Regions from separate parts of the Homo sapiens genome. Here all the other regions are linked to region 1. A link is an interaction called in ENCODE POLR2A ChIA-PET data of the cell type or tissue named here. Cell type or tissue: MCF 10A. All regions are shown on one strand.

Region 1 (4,000 bases):
CCTCGTGATCTGCCTGCCTTGGCCTCCCAAAGTGCTGTGATTACAGGCATGAGCCACCACGCCCAGCCTGCCTCATTTGTTAAATGGGACAGTGCTATGTTGTTGTAAAGGTTAAACGAGTTCATATTTGAAAAAGCTGAGAAATGCCTGCTCTGTAACCTGTTAGCTGCTGTCATGATCATGATTGTCATTGACAGGAGGATGGAGAAGGCTGGGGTTACGCCATTGCTAGGACGTTCCAGAAGCCTCCATGATCTTCCCTTACTGTGGTCAGAGCATGGTGCAGGGTCTCTCCCCCAGCCCCTCAGCACTGGAGCCAGCTGCACTGTACCCGCCCTGGCTCTCTAGGTTCTGAGTTTTGGGACTCCCTTTGCATACTAGGTCACATGGAACTTGCCGTCATTCCCAGGCTCCCCTGGAAACTCTCTGTGGGTGGCAGCGGCAGGAGGACTTACCCGAGGCCGATGAGCCACAGAAGCGGGACTGAGGTTGCGTCACACCCCTACTGGCACCTGGGAATTACTCTGGAGATTCTTTTTTTATTTTTTATTTTTTTGAGATGGAGTCTTGCTCTGTTGCCCAGGCTGGAGTGCAGTGGCACGATCTCGGTTCACTGCAACCTCTGCCTCCCAGGTTCAAGCAATTCTCATGCCTCAGCCTCCTGAGTAGCTGGGATTACAGGCATGTGCCACCGTGCCCAGCTAATTTTTGTATTTTTTAGTAGAGATGGGGTTTTACCATACTGGCCAGGCTGGTCTCGAACTCCGGACCTCAGGTGATCCACCCGCCTCAGCCTCCCAAAGTGCTGGGATCACAGGCATGAGCCACCGTGCCCAGCCACTCTGGAGTTTCTCTGTGGCTTTCAGGAGATTCCTGAAGGGGCACCAGCCACGATTAAAAAGCTCTATGCTGTCGTGACTTCTGAGTCCTGGGCAGGGAGGGAGGCTGCACCCACACAGGAAGCAGCTTCTGCCGTGATTCAGTGTGCTGGCTCGCCGTGGTGGACAGGGCTGCACCCTCACCCAGCGCCCCGGGAGCTGACTTACGGGAAGGGCAAGGAATTGCACCCTCAGAGAACACTTCCCCAGTCAGCTAACCCGGTGACAGGCGAGCGTGGGAAGGGCACAAGCACAGGGTTTCTTCCTCTTCTCCCCCAGCCCCGTCTCCGCGCCTGTTCTCGCTGCCTCTTGCCTCCTCACGTCCAAGCTTGTCTGCTCTGGCGCATTCAGGGGACCTGGACTGGAGAGAAAAAGCCACCTCGTACGGTTAGTCTGTGGCTCTGTCTGACTTGTGTCCTCCGCCGAGGCCCCTCAGTTGTGAGACAGCTGGCTGAGCCTAAGTCCTGGGGCCAGCCCTCTCCCTAGTCTGTTGCAAAGGTAGAAAGGCATGCCCAGGCAGGGGCCACCTGCCCTGCCCGCTCACGCCAGACCGCAGGCACTTGCCCGTCAGATCTCCCCGGCCTGCCCAGAGGGATTCTGATAGCCGAGGGCAATGCACCTGGCAGCGGAGCATTGCGTTTGCGACAGTCCACCTTCTTCCTGGAACCACCCCCCACAAGTGTGACCAGCTCAAGCCAGGACAGGTACAGGGGGACCCAGGATTGCCACTTAGGGGCAGTGGTCTGGAATCCAGGTCCAGGTGACATGGGAGCCAACCCTCTGCTTGGAGATCCCAGGTGGGTGTTTGCAGAGGACATCTCACTTGAGGACCCATGGAAGGGGACACTTCCCACCCCCTACCTGGTCCTTGGGCTGCCCTCCTCTGACACTCTCCTGCCATCCCAGGCAGCCCTGACAGCCCCATGTGACTGGGACCTAGAGGTGGCCCCTGTTTCCGCCCCAGTGTTTGTCCACAGGCAGTGTTGCGTGGGCTCTGAAGTTTGCCTAAGATGGACCTGATAAGGGGAGTTCAGTACACATCAGTGCAGGCCCGGCCAGGGGGTGATGATGGCAGTTCCTGGGCAGATCCAGCTGGCTTTAGGGTAGGAGGGGCTCCAGAGAGAGGCTCCAGGCCCCTAGGGGTGTGAACCTTTGGGGTGAGGCGGGAAGTGACGCGCTGGGTTCCTGCGCCTCTGTTTGTTGGAGCTATTACCTTGGAAACATCCCAGCTCTAGGCGGTTGCCAGGGATTTATGGGGATCAGTGGGTGCCAATCCCTGGGTGAAGCCCTCGGGGCTTGTACACAGCACACAGCGCTGTGGCCCCATGGCTCACTTTGCTGTGTGAAGTGGCTCAGTCTCCGGGAGAGTCCTTAGCCAGGCAGGCCTGACGGCAACTGCCAGGTCATGGTGATCTGGAATCGCTGACCAAAGGGAGTCAGTCCTGGTGGGTGGAGGGACTTGGTGGGCAGCCATCGTGATGCCAGGCATGGGGATCGTGTGTCACCCAGGCCTGTGGGTGCCGAGCTTCTGTGGGAGCAGTGAAGTGCCCCCGTGGCCGATGGGCTGGTCACCCCTGCCCCTTTCCTGATGTGACAGTTGTGCCTGGGCCCCGGGAAATTTGCCAGGAGGCCTGGCATTGGCCTGCTCTACTGGAGCGGCCCTGCTGAGCTGTGAGCTGCCCGTCTCCCTGAGGTTCCTAGCCCATTTCAACTCTCCATGTGGATTTGGTCATTCATTCCAGAAGCGTCTGCCGGGCGCTGCTGAGTGTCAGGTTCTGTTTGCCTCCTCTCCTGTACGCTGGAGGCTCTGGGCACCAGCTCTGCAGGGTGGCCTGGCCTTGGGTCTCCAGGGTAGAGCATGGCACTCTCTGCTCCCAGCCCAGTTTCTCTCTGCTTTATCTCCCTGACCCCACCCTGGGCATGGGCCCATTTGCAGCCCCTGTGAAGGGAGACATTGAGCTGTTGCTGGCAGAGGAGGGGCGGCTCCTGGGCACTGCTTGCCAATGGCCTCTCGGCAGCTCTGTGACAGCTGAGCTTTGTTCCCAGCCTAATCTGACCTGGTTCTCCAAAGCATGACTGTTGGCAGCCTGAAAACCTCCAGGACAGGAAACAGGAGTGGCGCAGGGAATGTAAGATGATCCCAGCTTCAAGTCACTGGGCGGCCCTTAGACCCAGGCTGCCTGCTGTCTCTGGCAGGAACTCAAGTCGCTGGTCATCCTCAGAGCGGTGTTGGCCCGGGGCCTTCAGTGGCCTTTGTGTCTGGGTGAGAGGAACCCTGGATGGCCACTCTGCCCTGAGTGTGTGGGTCCCCAGAAGTGCTGGGTTAGGGGGCACGGAGGGCCAGAAAGTCCCCTTTGGAGCGCTGGACTCTCTCGCTGACTCCTACCCCACCCCGGCCTGGGGTTTCAGAGAAGGGGTCCAGGCAGGAGTGTCATCTTTTCTCAATGGGGATGTGGCTTCAGTCTCTGTCCAGGTGGGTGCATTGCTCTCTTTCCGGCTCCTCCCAGGCTGCTTAAATGACCTGTGACGAGGCCTGCGCCATGGCCGGGGCCCTCTGCTTTTCCCAGCGCTGCACCTGGGAACCAGGGGTTGGGCCCCGGAAGCCGAGGATGTCCCTGAATGCCATGCCTGGGCACCTGTCCTGGCCAGGCGAGGCGTGTTGGGGCAGCGGCTGAGATGGGAGCAGCAGCATTGCCTGCCAGGTTTGAGATGGGCCCCGGGTGAGTGTGGTTACCAGGAAGGGCTGGGCAGAGCAGGCGGGTGGGCCGCCCCTGGGGCCTTGTTCCGCAGATCAACCTGATCCGCACCCTGGGGCCGGGGCTTCCTTTCACAGCCTTCCCATGAACTATGGCTCCTGTTTCCATCCCAAATCAGATCCCAGAAGAGGAATAATGTCCATGTAACCCAAGCCAGTTGGAAGTGGGTTACATCCAACCCCTGTCATCTTCCAGCTTGTTAAGGACTTGACTAACTCAACCCAGAGGGATTTGGAGGGTTGTCTGCAAAACCCACTAATAACAGGGAACTTTAGCTCTGTAGCCACAGGGTCTACAGAGGTGTCGGGCTGTCGGGTTATTGCTGGGAGGTGAGCCGGTGGCGTAGACACCATGGAGGCACCGGTA
Region 2 (4,000 bases), 160 kb before region 1:
CTGGAGTGCGGTGGCGAGATCTTGGCTCGCTGCAACCTCCGCCTTCTGGGTTCAAGCGATTCTCCCACCTCAGCCTCCTACGTAGCTGGGACCACAGGCACACATCACCAAATCTGGCTATTTTCTTTGTTTTTTTTTTGTAGAGACAGAGGTCTCACCATGTTGCCCAGGTCTCGAACTCCTGGGCTCAAGCGATCTGCCCACCTTGGCCTCCCAAAGTGTTGGGATTACAGGCGAGAGCCACCACACCCAGCCACCCAGGCCCACTCTTAAGTCAGTCCCTGGCAGGGGGGATGTGTTAGAATCAGGTCCACCTGCTGGCCAGGCAGGGGCCAGCTTCCCCGGCTTGTGGAGTGGGGTGGACACCTGGACAAAGTTGGGGCCTTGGGAAGGAAGATGTAGCGAAACGGATGCCATGTAGACGGTCTGTGTGTCCTCTATGGCAGATTATTTTATAATTTTAAAATTTTCATTGATATAAAAACATTTAAAAAATTATGCTTGCTGTGTTTCGAAGCCCTGTTGAGGACTTTGGCAGGAGCCACGTCGATGGGTTCCTCTATGAAAGCTTCTGCTCCTTGTGGACGATAATCTCAGCCTGCACACAAATAAAAACCATGTCTTGGCCAGGGGTGGTGGCTCACACCTATTATCCTAACACTTTGGGAGGCCAAGGCAGGTGGATCACTTGAGCCCAGGAGTTCGAGACCAGCCTTGGCAACATGGCAAGACACTGTCTCTACAAAAAATATGAAAAGTAGCCAGGCGTGGTGGCGTGCGCCTATAGTCTCAGCTACTTGGGGGGCTGAGGGGGGAGGATCATTTGCGCCCAGGAGGTCGCGTCTGCAGTGAGCTGTGATCATGCCACTGCATTCCAGCCAGGGTGACAAAGCAAGATTCCGTCTCAAAACAAAAACAAAAACCGGAAACCACGTCTTGTTTCTGCTTCAGGATATTGTTCTCTGGGAACGTCAGGAACCAAACAGGTCCCACAAGCCCCACACTTCCTTAGCTGTGTATCACTGGGTCACGGGAGGTAGGCTGCTGAACTGGGGCCCCTGTCTTGGCTAATAACATCCCTTTTTTCAGCTGTGGTGGTTCAAAATTACGTTTTGTTCTTTGCTGTGAAAAGCGCTAAGCTTTTATCAGACATTATTTGATGTAGACCTAAATATTTAAAGGCTTGGCCAAGATAAATGAAATGATCTTAAAGGTGACTCACATTCCAGCATTGCAAAGTTGAGGGTTGGAGTGAGTGAGGCCATTGGAGGCAGCTCAGGTTTACTGAGTCCATATATTTTCTCAGTGTTCCTTTCAGCAGGTTGGAACTGGCTGCAGGAGAAATCACTGATCCCTTTCAGCATGTCGTACAGTCGCTTAACTGTTTAAAGCAAGTGACACAGAAATTAAGGTGGGGGATCTGATGTCTTCCATCAGAGAATAAGCTTTATCTTATATTGAGATCCAAATTGCCCTAGCAGCCTTGGCTGCTAGAACATAAGAATAAGTGGATTTACTATTATTATTATTATTATTATTATTTTTATTATTATTATATATTTTTTGAGGTAGAGTCTCGCTTTGTTGCTCAGGCTGGAGTGCAGTGGCACAATCTTGGCTCACTGCAACCTCTGCCTCCCGGGTTCAAGCGATTCTCCTGCCTCAGCCTCCCAAGCAGCTGGGACTACAGGCGCCCGCCCGGCTAATTTTTCTATTTTTAGTAGAGACTGGGTTTTGCCATGTTGGCCAGGCCGGTCTCGAACTCCTGACCTCAAATGATCTGCCCGCCTCGGCCTCCCAAAGTGCTGGGATTACAGGCATGAGCCACCTTGCCCGGACAGAATAAGTGGATTTAAAGAAAGAAAAGAAAAAGAAAAAAAAACTCTTCTTATTATTTTCACCAATGATGCACACCTTTTGATTCACTCAGCATTCTAAAATTTTAGCTTAGTCCTTAGATTCTGAAGTTGCAGGTTTTTTTTTTTTTCCTTTCCCCTATTATGTCATGCACATGACACTCAGGAGCTATGCTATAAATCACAGAACAATAAACGGATAGAGGAATAAATGGAACATTAAGAATCATCCAGGTTATTTGTACTTGCTATTTAAAGAATGCATGAGTCAAACCAATTCAACTGCTATACCGGGACCATATGGAAATATTTTGGAGCTGAATGTGTCCGTGGTTTGCCTGCTCAGTAGGATGTCCCAGGACACACAGGCACCTACCTCTGCTAGGCTTTCACTCGGGGCCTTCCTGTGCTGGAGGCCCCTGGCCATCCCACGTGCCTTATGTGCTTGCCACCAATAGGCTTTTCACCGTGACACCAGGATGTACAAATCTTGAAACTGGTGACCTGGAAGGAAGAACAAAAAGCCAAAGAACTGTGAGTTCAACAGAAGGAATGGGGCCGGGCGGGGTGGCTCACACCTGTAATCCCAACACTTTGGGAGGCCCAGGCAGGCAAATCACCAGAGGTCAGGAGTTTGAGACCATCCTGGCCAACATGGCAAAACCCCATCTCTACAAAAATATAAAAATTAGCTGTGTATGGTGGCGCATGCCTGTAATCCCAGCTACTTGGAAGGCTGAGGCAGGAGAATCGCTGGAACCCAGGAGGTAAAGGTTGCAGTGAGCTGAGATCGCACCACTGCACTCCATCCTGGGTGACAGAGCGAGACTCCGTCTCAAAAAAAAGAAGGAATGGGAGTGCGATAGGAAGAGCTCTGTGAACACTGGAGTCAGACTGTTGGGTTTGGATTCTCTGCTCTGAAAGTCACTTATCCTCTCTGTATCTTGGTGTCCCCATCTGCGAAATGGGCTGTGATGAAGATCATCGTGATGCTTGTGAAGTGCCTAGCACAGGGCCTGGGCCTGATACAACTGGTAGAAAATAGAGGGAACTGTGTTCGTTCTTCAAGGAAACTGTAACTGAATTCAATAGGGTGCTGAATTTAGGCATCACATGGGGAGGCAGGAACCATGAACTGGCTCCTAAGTTCTGAATGATCGGTAGGGGTTAAACACGCAGAACTCTTTGTGCCTCGGTCTCCCTGATATGGAATAATAAACTCAGGTTGCCAGAATCATAGCGGTTCCTTGCATGCTCCTGGAATTGCTAAGAGGCTGGTTCCCAGAGAAGCCCTCTGTGTGCCCGAGTGTGCCATGTGAGCCAGGTCAAGCTCTTCTCCAGGTGCACGGGAACCTTGGAACAAGGCCAGCCCTGCCAAGGACAGCAACATCCTTTGTTCTCTGGCTTTCTCAAAGCCCAGAGTCTACAACGTGATGAGCAAGCCAGCCTTGCCCTTCCCTTGGCATTATTTGCTTTGTGGGCAATGGTGATGGGTGGGTCAGGCAGGAGTGGGCACCCTCGGGGTCCAGGAGGCTGACTCTGTGGGGTGCAGGCACCTTTTTCACTGCTCTGGGCTTGACGAGGCTGATACCACTGCCGGGAGAGTGAGCAGGGGCGCCTCCCTTCCCTCCAACAGGGATTTCTTTTTTTTCTCTCTCTCTTTTTTTTAATTTTTATTTATTTTTTTTCTTTTTCTCTTTATTTCTTCTTTTAAAAAAAAGGGATACATGTGCAGAATGTGCAGGTTTGTTATATAGGGGTACACGTGCCATAGTGGTTTGCTGCACCTACTGACACGTCCTCTTAAGTTCCCTCCCCTCACCCCTCACCCCCAACCAACAGACCCCAGTGTGTGATGGTCCCCTCTCTGTGTCCATGTGTTCTCATTGTTCAACTCCCACTTATGAGTGAGAACATGCGGTGTATGGTTTTCTGTTCCTGGGTTAGTTTTCTGAGGATGATGGCTTCCAGCTTCATCCATGTCCCTGCAAAGGACATGAACTCATTCCTTTTTATGGTTTCAAGGGGTCTGTTTTCTTTTCTTTTCTTTTTTTGAGATGGAGTCTCGCCCTGTCACCCAGGCTGGAGTGCAGTGGCGCGATCTCAGCTCACTGCAACCTCGGCCCCTTGGGTTCAAGCAATTC
Region 3 (4,000 bases), 190 kb after region 1:
CACCCATCCACTCATCCACCCATTCACTCATCTACTCATCCACTCATCCATCTATCCACTCATCCACCAATTCACTCATCCACCTATCTACTCATCCACCCATCCATCCAGTCATTCATCCATTTGCTCATTCATCCGCCAACCCATCCATTCACCTGCCTGTTCATCCACCTACCCATCCATTCATCCATCTGTCCATCCATCCACCCACCCACTCACCCATTCACACACCCATACACCCATCCATTTATCCAACCATCCATCCCCATCCTTACTTCAGAAAGCATTTGAAGTTGCTGGGGTGTGCACTTGGAAAATGCGTCATAAGCTTTCATAGGCCTCTCTTTGGCTTCCTCACTTCTTTGATTGGTCTTTCTTTCGGACATGCAGGATTCTGAGCAGCTCTTCTGGGAGGTGGGTGCAGTCCAGGTAGGCTGCCTGCAAAGCTAGGACCGAGGGAGCCACATCCAAGGCACTGTGGGTTCCCAAGGCGATGGCACTGTGGGCCCACTGCTTCCAGACCTCCTCAACTCCCAGGCTCCTGAGCAGGAGGACTCCTGGGGCAGGGCCTGGAGACGGGAAGAGAAAACAATTCCAGTCTCTCAACTCTTGTCAGTCCAGGTGGGTGCTGCATGGATTGGGGGCACCTGGAACAGTTGGCCCCTTCACCCCTTTCCCCCACCTTTCCAGCCCCTCTGGCTATAATCAGACAGTTGTGTGCGATGTCTTTCTCCCTCCTGAAGGGGTCATTTAGTCAGGCTCCTACTCATGGCCCAGGAATGTGCCCCTCCCTGCCTGTCCCCTACCCCCAAGCAGGCCGTGCCTCCAGCCCCCTGCTGTCTCTGAAGGGCCTGGGCATGGGGCAGCCTCTGCAGCATCCCCAGGGCCCGAGCTGATCTGCACAGCAGAAGGGAATTGGGGGAAAGCTTTTTTTCTACCCAGCACCTGGCAGGGGGCCACCCTGTTGCACCCCAGAGACCCTTGTCTAAGTTTTGTTATTTCAGATGATTTCATAAGTTGGGGGAGGCGGAGCCCCAGCCCCCACAGCCCCTGTTGTTGCCTCACTGCTGAGCTCTGCTGTGTATCTGCTGACAGGTCTGCTGATAGCAGAAGGGGCTGGAGAGAGGGAAGCTCTGGGCCCTGCCCTCCCCAACCCCTGCTTAGGGGACATCCCTGATAAGAGGAAATTCCAGCCTGTGACAGATGGCCAGTGTCCACCCACCCACGGGGGAACTTTTCTTTCTCTTTGTAAGTTTGCAGATTTGCCAGGAACTAAAGGAATCTCTGGTTGACAGGCCACTGTGGACATGGCTGGAGGGCTGGCACGGGCTGGATCTTGGGGTTGCTTTGAGGTAGGGGCCGCTCCTGCTGGAAGGTTCCTTGGGGTGGGGAAGGCATCAGGGCCATTCCCTGACCCTCCCTCTGCAGTGGATCCACTTCAGAGCCTGAGACAAGGCAAGGGGGCAGCAGAAAACAGAATATAAAATAGCCCCCCCCACCACACACCGCACCAGAAGTCAGAGGATTCATCCTTGGCCTGCCCTCCCTGCAGCCTAAGTTCTGAGAGTGGCTCTTTAGGAAGTGAATGGTGATGGTTTGCAGGTCAGAGCTTGCTCTGGCCCAAGATTGATGTCTCAATAGGCCGCGGAGCCTGGGTGAAAAAACTCAGGCTAGGGAGGTGGTGGGTTGCAAATGAAAGAACAGAGGAGGGCCTCTTCCAGAAAGCGGCGGGTGGTGTGAGGAGCCCTTGGACCTTGTCCAAATTTGACTTTACCGACTGGGGCCAATTGAAACCGTGCTGGCAGAAAGGCAAAACTGCTTGAGATTCCTTCCTCCACAATAGAGGAGAGGTTTGCTTGAAAGGGTTTGGCGAGGGAAAAGCTGGAGGAACCTTGGCCGGCAGTAAAAGTGGGGACCCCCGCCCCCTGCCTCGGGGGCGCCTCGGCCCCTGAATGAATGAAAGAGGAGGCTGGATGGAGACAGACTCACACCACCTGTCCCTTCCAGGTCCTGCAAAGGAGCACACAGGGTTCTTGTTGGCTCTTCCACCTTGTTAGTCACCAAGAAGGAGAAAACACCAACAGGGGAACTGTAAAGCTGCAGTTTTGTTTAAGCCCCATAGTGGAAACCGGAAAGAGCTCCAGCTCGGAGAAAAATGCAGCTCTTTGCCTTTGCAAATCCGTGTCTTTCTCTGGGAGGCCAGAGCCATTGTGCTCGATTTCTAAGCAGGGTTTCAGAGTGTCTCAGGAGGGGAAGGCAGAGTCTCAGATTTCCGGCATCCCAGGTCCTAACCAGGCTTTGAGGAGACGCTTCCTGTCCCATACAAAGTGTGAAGTGTAATTTGATTTGGAGTTAGTTAACAAATTAGATGAGCTGTGTGCATTTTAAAAATTCAGTCCTTGATCCCCCACCCACACACATTTGCACAATTTGGTCATTTATATTCAGTGTTTCCATCTTTAGAAGAGAACAGGAAGTCCCCAGTGACATTTATGGAGTGTTTGTAGTAGCTTGGGTAGGTCAGTAGGAACACAATGCAGTGAAAAGCAGAGTTGAGATGGGAAAATATCCTGTTTTCAGAGCCCCCCAGGGATGACATTCCTTATCGTCTCTGTCCACCCGCTCTGGAGTCCACTCCGCAAACAGCAACTTGTTCTCACTTGAGAGCTTCCTCCTGCCGGAGCTCAGGGATGGAGAGCAGCTGGCCTCAGTCTTCTCCTCTTACCTCTTTGTTTCTCAGACTCATCTTCCACCTTGAATAATTGTTTTTAACCTGCTCTCCCTCTTCTCTAGCTGTAGAACCCAGAACTTTGTGTGTGTGGTCAAAAGTTTAGAGAGTGCTGCAGGTAATGCTGAGATAACCCTATTAAATTCTGTAAGTTCTCATCACACCAAGTTTGTTTGTTTTTTTTAATTCTCATTTTATTTTATTTCATTTTATAGGGATGGGGTCTCGCTACGTTGCCCAGGCTGGTCTTGAACTCCTGGGCTCAAACGATCCTCCCGCCTCGGCCTCCCAGAGTGCCAAGTTATTTTTTTAACTGGGATCCACGGGCCTAGGGATTCTTTGATGAACCGTTCAAAATACGTGTGTGTCTGTCTGTCTGTCTTCAATGTATACTTTTCTAGGGAGAGTCTTTACTTTTCACCAGAGGTTTGTGGCACACACATGTCCTGTACTACTGTATCAGATTGTGAATTCCTTACATGTTAAAGACTGCTTCAAATCTGTCCGGAAGTCTCGGCTAATAAACATTTAAATAAATGAACTTCAAATTCCCATGTGCCACCACTGTTTTCATTCTGACTACTCTCAAGCCTGTAGTGTCATCTTTTTGTTACTGTGAAGTAGACACTCAATAAATACTTGTCAAATGAATCAATGTTATGGTCCTGGTCCACTAGGACCCCAGGATCATCGTCTACCATTATTGTCTATAGTTTCTTTACCATCTTGTTCCAGAGCAGTTCTTTCTCTGAGGTCTGCTCACCTCTGCACGTGTGTCTAGTTTCCAGCCCTGTCGCCTTACCATTCTCTTTCCTTTACCTGCATTTCCTGAACTGTTAATAGTTAACAATAGCTTCTCCCTCCACCCACTCACTCATACCTGAAGTGAGAAGTCATCATTGAGGTCTCTGTGGATTTTGTCAGCCCAACCTGGGGCGGCCTCCTGGAGGTGGAGTTTTCAGATGAGGGATGGACATTTTGGTGTCTGCTGGGTAGATCTACCTGGGAGCTTTGGCAGGGGCCCCAGGGCAGCTCTGCCTCTTTATTTTGGCTGTGGGACCCCTGGTGCACTAGGGTTTCTCAAGTAAGCATCTGTGTCCTGGGAGAGCCATAGGCAGGCCTGAGAGGGCCCCTGGAATCTGGGACCCCCAGCCCGGCCCAGTAGCTGGTACCATCATCTTTCTTGCAAGGGAAGTTATGGAAACTAAGATGCTAATGTGCTTTGATAGGCCTGGGGTGGCTCTAAGCCCTGGGAAGAGCCCTGGCAACTTT
Region 4 (4,000 bases), 130 kb after region 1:
TGGGGGATTCGTGTTAAACAAGCACATAAACAAAAGCCAACACAACCCTTACTTAATCAGCAAGCAGGCCTTGTCTGAAGCCCCTGGGCAGCACCTCATGCCATCCCTAGGTTCCAGGCCGGTGGTGTCGCCCCGTGTCTCTCTCACCCGCAAGCTGGTGTTTAGAAGCCCTGCTCTGTGTTCTGGCTCCCATTCTCCCTGTGACCTTTCCCTTTCTTCATCCTAAAAAGCAATGCACGACGGGGCGTGGTGGCGGGCACCTGTAGTCCCAGCTGCTTGGGAGGCTGAGGCAGGAGAATCACTTGAACCCAGGAGGCGGAGGTTGCAGTGAGCTGAGATTGTGCCAGTGCAGTCCAGCCTGGGCAACAGAACAAGACTCCCATCTGGGAAAAAAAAAAAAAAGCGATGCCCAGTCATTCTTAGATAGAAAATGAAGATCACATGAAATTTGGAAAGAAGTTTTTCTCTCCCATTCCCCAACTCTCTCCCAAGGGGTGGCCATGTTGACAGCTGGGTGTGGCATTCTCCTGAATTTTATTCCTGCAGAGTCATTCAGGGCTTGTGTAAAAAAAGTCAATGTGTAAATATAGACTTTTCAAGAACACAAAGGAAATCAGACTTCTGCTACCAGCTTTTATTTTTTCCATTTAACAACACTGTTGCCACTTGTAGATGTAGCACGTTCCTTTTTCTTTTTCTTTTTTTTTTTTTTTGACAGAGCGTGGCCCAGGCTGGAGTGCAGTGGTGCGATCTCAGCTCACTGTGGCTCACTGTAACCTCCACCTTTCGCCTTCCGCTTTCAAGCGATTCTCCTGCCTCAGCCTCCCAAGTAGCTGAAATCACAGGTGCTTGCCACCACACCTGGCTAATTTTTGTATTTTTAGTAGAGACGGGGTTTCACCATGTTGGCCAGGCTGCTCTTGAACTCCTGACCTTGAGATCCGCCCACCTCGGCCTCCCAAAGTAGCACGTTCCTTTTAATGGTTGTGTCATCAGCTGTCCCATGGCCCTGCCAGGCTTGTCCAGCTTCCCACTGTGATTGAGAGGCTGCAACAGATGTTCTCGCACTTGTACATGTGCACACATGACTGAAGGATGAGCTCTTAGTGAATTTCTGTGTCAAGGATGTGTGCATTTAAGTTTTGATCTGCTGGGCACAGTGGCTCACACCTGTAATCCCAGCACTTTGGGAGGCCAAGGCGGGCTGATCACTTGAGGTCAGGAGTTCAAGACCAGCCTGGCCAACATGGTGAAACCCCATCTCTACTAAAAATACAAAAATTAGCTGGGCATGGTGGCTTGTGCCTGTAGTCCCAGTTACTCAGGAGGCTAAGGCAGGAGACTTGCTTGAACCCAGCAGGCAGAGGTTGCAGTGAGCCAAGATCGTGCCATTGCACTCCAGCCTGGGTGACAGAGCGAGACTCCCTATCAAAAAAAAAAAAAAAAAAAAAAAATTGATCCTTGTTCCTGAATTGGCCTCTAAAGTGGTTACTAGAATTTTTTAGGACCCCTCCCCTCGTCGACCTGCTCAGCTGTCTGCTGGGCCCTGTGCAGTGATGGTCCAGCAGGGAGGTCCTATGCCCCTTACCCCTGGCTGAGGGCCAAATGCTCTCCAATTGGTGTTTTATTTTGTGCATCTCGGTCAAGCGAGAGGGATTATCTCTTCGTATGTTATAGGCCAGGGCCCTGTGTTCTCTTTTCATTTGGAAGGTGTATCCTTTTCTTGTTGAAATTTTTTAAAAAGAGTTCTTTGTAAGCCAGGCGTGATGGCTAACACCTATAATCCCAGCACTTTGGGAGGCTGAAGTGGGCGGATTGCTTGAGCTTAGGAGTTCGAGACCAGCCTAGGCAACATGGCAAAACCGCATCTCTGCAAAAATTAGCTGGGTGAGGTGGTGCGCCTGTAGTCCCGGCTACTCGGGAGGCTGATGTGGGAGGATCATTTGAGTCTGGGAGTTTGAGGCTGCTGTGAGCTGTGGTCATACCACTGCACTCCAGCCTGGGTGACAGAGTGAGATCCTGTCTAAAAAAAAAAAAGAGTTATTTGTACATCTTTATCACAGCAGGTACGAGTATCTTGTCCCCAGCTGCCTACTTTTGATTTTGTTTCTGGGATGTTCTTCTACACAGAACATTTTAATCCTGATATTGTCAAGTCTCTGCTTTCCCTTTTAGCTTTTGGAATTCACATCCTGTTTAGAGGTCTCCTGCGTTCTGAAATTATAGGAAAGAATTTCACCCACGTTTTCTTCTAGTACTTCTGTGGTTTCATTTTTACATGTTGAAATCATGAATCCATTGGAATGTATTTTGGTTTCAGCAGCGAGGTAGGGGTAGATGGTATTGCTTGGATACACAGCAGCGAGCTTGGTCTGGAGCGGGTGGGGCGTGTGTGTGTGTGTGTGTGTGTGTGTGTGTGTGTGCTATTTTTATCAGTTTTGGTGTCTGCATTGTGCTGGCTTAGCAAAAACAATTTGGATGCATTTCTTTTACCCTCTGCCTTCTGGAACATTTTAAGCAGCAACATAATAATCTCTCTGTTAAAACTTTTCAAGAATTCACTCGTGAAACCATCTGAGCCTGATACTTTTGGGGGAGTCTAGCACTTTAAAAACTTAAACTTTTTCCATGGGTCTGTGAGTTTGGGAGTTTTTCTTTCTTCTTAAAATTCATTACTATTTTTTTCCTAGAAAAGTGTCTTTTAGCTTATTTAAAATCCGTCAGCTTATTCCGAGGGGGTTGCTTTAGCTCGCTTAGTGAGGACAGTGTGCAGCGCGGTGATTGACATGATTGATCAGCAGAGCACGATCGATCAGTCGGTGTGCAAACATGACTGACTGTGGCCAGCGTCCTGGGATGCTCCATGTTGAGGCACATGTGTGCAGTGCAGGGTGATGTGTATTCTGAGAGGGGATGAAGCCACAGGACCCCTGCACCCTTAGGAGAGAGCCCCCCTCCCCAAGGCTGCAGTCTTGAGTAGGTAGTGACGGGACTGGGTCTAGGGGGCTGAGTGGTCCCAGCAGGCCAAGGGCTTCAGGAATTATGAGAAGTTTGGAGTTGCCCAGAGAGCAGCTTTCAAAACCAGTCTGGACTGCAGCCTCCAGAAAGACATGCGATTGACACCACGAACCAGGACACACCTATATATGGGGTGGGGGTGGGGATGGGATGTATTAATGAAACCAAATTTCCGTGATGGAATTCTTACCTTTACCATGCGTGTGCTACACTCAGTATTTTCTTTTTTTTTTTTTTTTTCCCCTCTCTCTTTTTTTCTTTTTGTTTGTTTGTTTTGGAGAGAGGGAAGGCTTTTTTTCATTTTTTTTTAAACAGCTTTATTGAGATCCAAGTAAGCTACTATACAATCCACCAATTTATTTATTTATTTATTTTTTTGAGACGGAGTTTCACTCTTGTCGCCTAGGCTGGAGTGCAGTGGCGCCATCTCGGCTGACTGCAACCTCCGCCTCCTGGGTTCAACCAATTCTCCTGCCTCAGCCTCCCGAGTAGCTGAGATTACAGACATGTACCACTACGCCCGGCTAATTTTGTATTTTTAGTAGAGACGGGGTTTCTCCATGTTGAGGCTGGTCTCGAACTCCTGACCTCAGGTGATCCACCCGCCTCAGCCTCCCAAAGTGCTGGGATTACAGGCATGAGTCACCGCGTGGCCCAATCCACCCATTTAAAGTGCATAATTCCATGGTTTTCAGTCTATTCAGAGAGTAGTGCAACCATCGTCACCACAACCAATTTTAGAAAATTGAAAATTTGAGAAATTTAGAAAATTTTTTTCTTAAGAAGAAACCCCGTAGCCTTTAGCTATCAATCCTGCCCTCCTCCTCCATATTTCCTTCCTATCTGTGTGGATTCTTTTTTTTTTTTTTTTTTTTTTTGAGATAGGGTCTCACTCTGTCACCCAGGCTGGGGTGCAATGGCTCAATCTCTGCTCACTGCAACCTCCACCTCCCAGGCTCAAGCCATCCTCCCACCATGGCCT
Region 5 (4,000 bases), 190 kb after region 1:
GGGACGTAGACCAGGCAGCATGACACACAGGGAGGGGTAGGCAGAGAAGGGCGGCCCCTGGGTCTTGGTTTCCAAGTCAGGCTTTGCAAGCCTGCTGTGTCAAGCCCTCTCTCGGCACCAGGCCAGGTGGGCCAGGGTCAGCCCTGGGGCTGTGATGAGTGTGAGTGCCCCTAAAGTGTGTCATGTCCAATAGCTGCCTCCTCTCTGGGCACTGCCTCCCAGCCAGATATCCTACAGCCCCCGTCCCAGCCACAGACAGCAATCTGATTCCCTCATCCTCGGCAGGTCCTGGGGTTGGGGTAAGAATTTGTCACTAAGTGCAGATGTTCCCAGAGGGTGCTGGCTCAGGGCTGCGTGGATTACAGCCCTTTCATCCCTGCCTTAGACCCACCTGCAACTCTGGAGAAAAGATGGCCCAGTGGACGCCTGCGGGGAGGAGGGAGCTGGTCCCCAGGATGAGCAGATTTGGGGGCAGTCCCCATCACGGGACCGGTGACCTACTGCCACCAGCGCCAGTGAATGGCAGAGGGGCCCTGGCATAAGGCCTGGGTTCAGAATGGGAACCTGCAGAGAAACTGTCAAGGTCTCCCGCCACCTGACACCTCCGCCTGGCTGCCACCCTAGAAACACCCTTGCTGCAAGAAGATGGGGGAGTTTGTCTGGGGCATGGTCTGGCGACACCAACTTGAGAACCTCAGGCCTAAGTGTTGGCCTCTGGGCCTCAGCTGTCCTCTGAGCTGTAAAGCTGGCTCCTGGGCACTTGTGGAAAACACTGGACTCTTTATTTTATTTTACTTTACATTCTGGGATACATGTGCAGAACGTGCAGGTTTGTTACATAGGAATACAAGTGCCATAGTGGTTTGCTGCACCCATTGGACTCTTCAATCCAGCTCCACTAGAAATGACTGCCTTCTTTCCCTTCTTCCGTCCCTCCCTCCTCCCCTCCCTTTTTTCCTTCCTTCCCTGTTTCCTTCCCCCTCCCTCCTTCCCTTCTTTCCCTTCCTCTCCCGTCCTCATGGGGATATAATTTCCATATTACACCATCCGCCGATTCAGAAAGCACAGTTGAGTGGCATTTTTTCACAACCTTCTATAAGCATCACCTCTAATTCCAGAACGTTTTCCTCACCCCAAAAGGAAACGCCATCCTCGGTACACAGTCACTCCCCCTCCCCCAGCCCCTGGAAATCACCAATCTGCGCTTTGTCCCTACAGATGTACTTATTCTGAACATATGACTAGAACCCTAAAAGATGTGACTTTTTGTGCTTGGTTTCTTGCAGTTGGAATGTTTTCAGAGTTCATCTGTGTTGGCGCACGCTCGTGCCTTTTTATGGCTGAGAAATAGTCCGCTGTGTTGACTCAGCACGTTGGGTTTCTCCACGCATCTGTTGGCGGATGTGTTAGTTATTTCTGGAGCCGGGTGTGTTGTGCTACTCACGGGCTGCACTAGGAGCTGGGGATATCACTGAGTAAGCCACAGCCTCGGGCACCCAGGAGCTCGCAGAGCAGGAGCTGGGAGGGAGGTCAGGAGGTGCATGGCCTGTTTGCCAGGCTGGAGAGACTTGCAAAAAGTCACTTTGAGCCAGAAACCAGAGCCTGAGGCCTCTGACTCCCAGCTGCGGAGCCGGGAGGGAAGCTCTGCATTTTGCTTTGACTGTGGGGTGACGTGTCAGTTACTGTCCAAATCAGAACCTTTCTGAGAGTCGACGTGGGTACTGCTGATAATTAGTCTGGATACCCGAAAGAATGGAAAGCAGGGACCCAGACAGATCCTTGCACAACCGTGTTCGTAGCAGGGCGAGGCCTGGAGGTGCGATGGGGATCTCAACGGGGCAGCTGCCGTCTTGCTGGAGCCCACGGTCTTTGGGGGGGGTCACAGGTGTTAACCGCATATCATACAAGCAGGAGTGTGAAATTTCAGGGTTGCCAAATTCAGTGAGGGTCTTGTGCTGGCCTGGCCACTTACAGTGGCATTTCAGGAAAAAAAATCACTCTATGGACCTCAGTTTCCCCATTAGTAAAGAGTAGGTTGGACTGGAATTCTGTACCATCCAGTATAGTTGCCATTTATGAAATGTGGCTATTTAAATTTAAATAAAAATAGAAATTCCGTTCCTCAGTTGGACTAGCTCAGTGTCAAGTGCTCAGAAGTCACTTGTGAACACACTGTGGCAATTCCTCAAAAAACGAAAACTAGAACCACCGTAGCATCCCATAATTCCACTTCTGGGTGTGGATTCAAAAGAATGCACAGCATCTTAAAGAGCTAGAGATATTTGTACACCCACATTCATAGCGGCTCTGTTCACAGTAGCCAGCGGGTAGAAACAACCCGAATGCCCGCGGTCAAATGAATGGAGAAATCAAAGGCGGGACAGGCCGGGCGTGGTGGCTCACGCCTGTAATCTCAGCACTTTGGGAGGCCGAGGCGGGTGGATCATCTGAGGTCACAAGTTCAAGACCAGCCTGACCAGCATGGAGAAACCCCGTCTCTACTAAAACAAAATTAGCCGGGCATGGTGGCGGGTGCCTGTAATCCCAGCTACTTGAGAGGCTGAGGCAGGAGAATTGCTTGAACCTGGGGAGGCAGAGGTTTCGGTGAGCCGAGATCGCGCCATTGCACTCCAGCCTGGGCAACAAGAGCAAAACTCTGTCTAAAAAAAAAAAAAAAAAGGGTGGAACATACAAGGAATTTGACTCAGCCGTAAAGAGGAAGTTAGGATACCTGCAACAGCAAGGGTGAACCTTTCGGGTATTACGCTAAGTGAAATAATTTGGTCACAAAAGGACAATCCTGTAGGATTCCACTTATACCAGGTCCGTAGAGTAGTCAGATTCAGAAAAACAGCAGAATGGAGGTTGCCAGAGGCTTGGGGGATGGGGCTGGGGAGTTGTTTAATGAGGACAGTTTGTTTTACAAGATGAAAAAGTTCTGGAGATTTGTTACACAACAATGCGAATGTACTTAACACCACTGGACTGCACACTTCAAAATAGTGACCGTGGCAAACGTTATGACAATTAAAAGGAAAAGTCACGTGGCCAGTGGCTACCACGCTGAGCAGCGCAGGCCTCGGACGGTGTCGTGGTCACAGACAATGGAGTGGGTGATCTTTACCATTGTTTCCAGCTGTCTGAGCACCATGGTGTCCTGGGGCCAGGATGAAAGTGTCTCTGGGTATGGGGGTCTCTGCTTTTCCCACTTGGGAGTCCTGAAGGCAGACCCCAAAGCTCACCTGGCCAGGTAGGAGAGCGAGGCGGGCTCTTGCATTGCTCTCTGCGTGCGTGCCTGCCTGCGGGCCAGCCGGGGCCTGCAAGGCCGCCTCTCGAGGGAGGGGTTGCAGGAATGGCTCTCACCTGTGCAGAAGGCAAGCCACTGCCCTACGTCAATGGCAAAGATGGGGCTCGGCTGCGTTGTATTATTATTTCTCAAGCGGGGCCCCTGGTGGGCAGGATGTTTGGTTTGATTTGAGTTTCTGCAGTGAGTGCTGGTGCCTGTGGAGGGACCCAGCTGCAGCTGAGCCGGCCCCTCCCTCGCTCTGGGCTCCAGGGGCGTTGGGGGCGAGAAAGGAGAGTTCAGGGGGCAGCGCCTCCCCCCAGGTCCTGCTGGGGAGGGTTGAGGGATGCTGGGGGGAGGTGGGGGCGGGTAGGGGCTGGTCCCAGTCCCAGGCAAAATGGCTCTCAGACCCACAGGCAGATGGAAGCGATTTTCGGTCACGTGGGTGGGGACTGAACTGCTGCCCCGCAAGGCAAGGCCCCATGTCTGGCTTCAGGAAGCGGCCCCAAAGCCACATGGTCCATGGCCAGATGCAGGGCTGTGTCTTTGTTTATTTAAAGGTCCTGGAAGCCCAGGGGAGAGTATTTCTGAAGGGGGAGCAGGAGCAGGAGCAAAGCCCTGAAGGCTTCCAGGCTGCGTGGCCTGGGTGGGGGCCACGTGGGGGCACAGAGAGAGGAGCCCTGGCCTCCAGGTCCGCCTGTGGGTATTGCTCTCAGC

What was found. Peaks named below come from ENCODE experiments on the same cell type or tissue, not always from the same donor. Only the 100,000 strongest peaks of a DNase experiment are listed, where the experiment ranks them.
Region 2: POLR2A ChIA-PET joins it to region 1 with 19 read pairs; 6 of 35 experiments call an interaction of 5 or more read pairs at or near these places.
Region 3: POLR2A ChIA-PET joins it to region 1 with 20 read pairs; 3 of 35 experiments call an interaction of 5 or more read pairs at or near these places.
Region 4: POLR2A ChIA-PET joins it to region 1 with 10 read pairs; 5 of 35 experiments call an interaction of 5 or more read pairs at or near these places.
Region 5: POLR2A ChIA-PET joins it to region 1 with 10 read pairs; 3 of 35 experiments call an interaction of 5 or more read pairs at or near these places.

Annotation. Positions count from the first base shown.
Region 1 is chr17:77,284,860-77,288,859 of GRCh38, forward strand. All of the region lies in intron 1 of SEPTIN9 (septin 9), which reads left to right. Among named protein-coding and RNA genes, the nearest start is that of SEPTIN9-DT, 5.0 kb to the left of the region's middle. RefSeq lists enhancers at 589-1,153, 956-2,155, 1,154-1,716. In MCF 10A, no CTCF peak of the experiment used is centred here; DNase peaks (open chromatin) are centred at 452, 1,042, 2,082, 3,012 and 2 weaker places.
Region 2 is chr17:77,123,458-77,127,457 of GRCh38, forward strand. LOC105371901 (a long non-coding RNA gene) reads right to left here. Exons shown (of 5, transcript XR_934988.3): 3 at 2,233-2,360; 4 at 1,223-1,381; 5 at 290-598. It also overlaps a transcript of SEC14L1 not described here. Among named protein-coding and RNA genes, the nearest start is that of SEC14L1, 16 kb to the right of the region's middle. RefSeq lists an enhancer at 522-1,295. In MCF 10A, no CTCF peak of the experiment used is centred here; DNase peaks (open chromatin) are centred at 954, 1,244, 2,144 and 3,224.
Region 3 is chr17:77,470,475-77,474,474 of GRCh38, forward strand. All of the region lies in intron 3 of SEPTIN9 (septin 9), which reads left to right. Among named protein-coding and RNA genes, the nearest start is that of MIR4316, 75 kb to the left of the region's middle. RefSeq lists enhancers at 290-1,489, 1,369-2,076, 1,453-1,592, 1,953-2,082, 2,077-2,782 and 2 more. In MCF 10A, no CTCF peak of the experiment used is centred here; DNase peaks (open chromatin) are centred at 1,677, 2,057 and 3,637.
Region 4 is chr17:77,410,700-77,414,699 of GRCh38, forward strand. The region is part of intron 3 of SEPTIN9 (septin 9); the gene reads left to right. Among named protein-coding and RNA genes, the nearest start is that of MIR4316, 16 kb to the left of the region's middle. In MCF 10A, no CTCF peak of the experiment used is centred here; a DNase peak (open chromatin) is centred at 2,312.
Region 5 is chr17:77,476,142-77,480,141 of GRCh38, forward strand. All of the region lies in intron 3 of SEPTIN9 (septin 9), which reads left to right. Among named protein-coding and RNA genes, the nearest start is that of MIR4316, 81 kb to the left of the region's middle. In MCF 10A, no CTCF peak of the experiment used is centred here; a DNase peak (open chromatin) is centred at 1,510.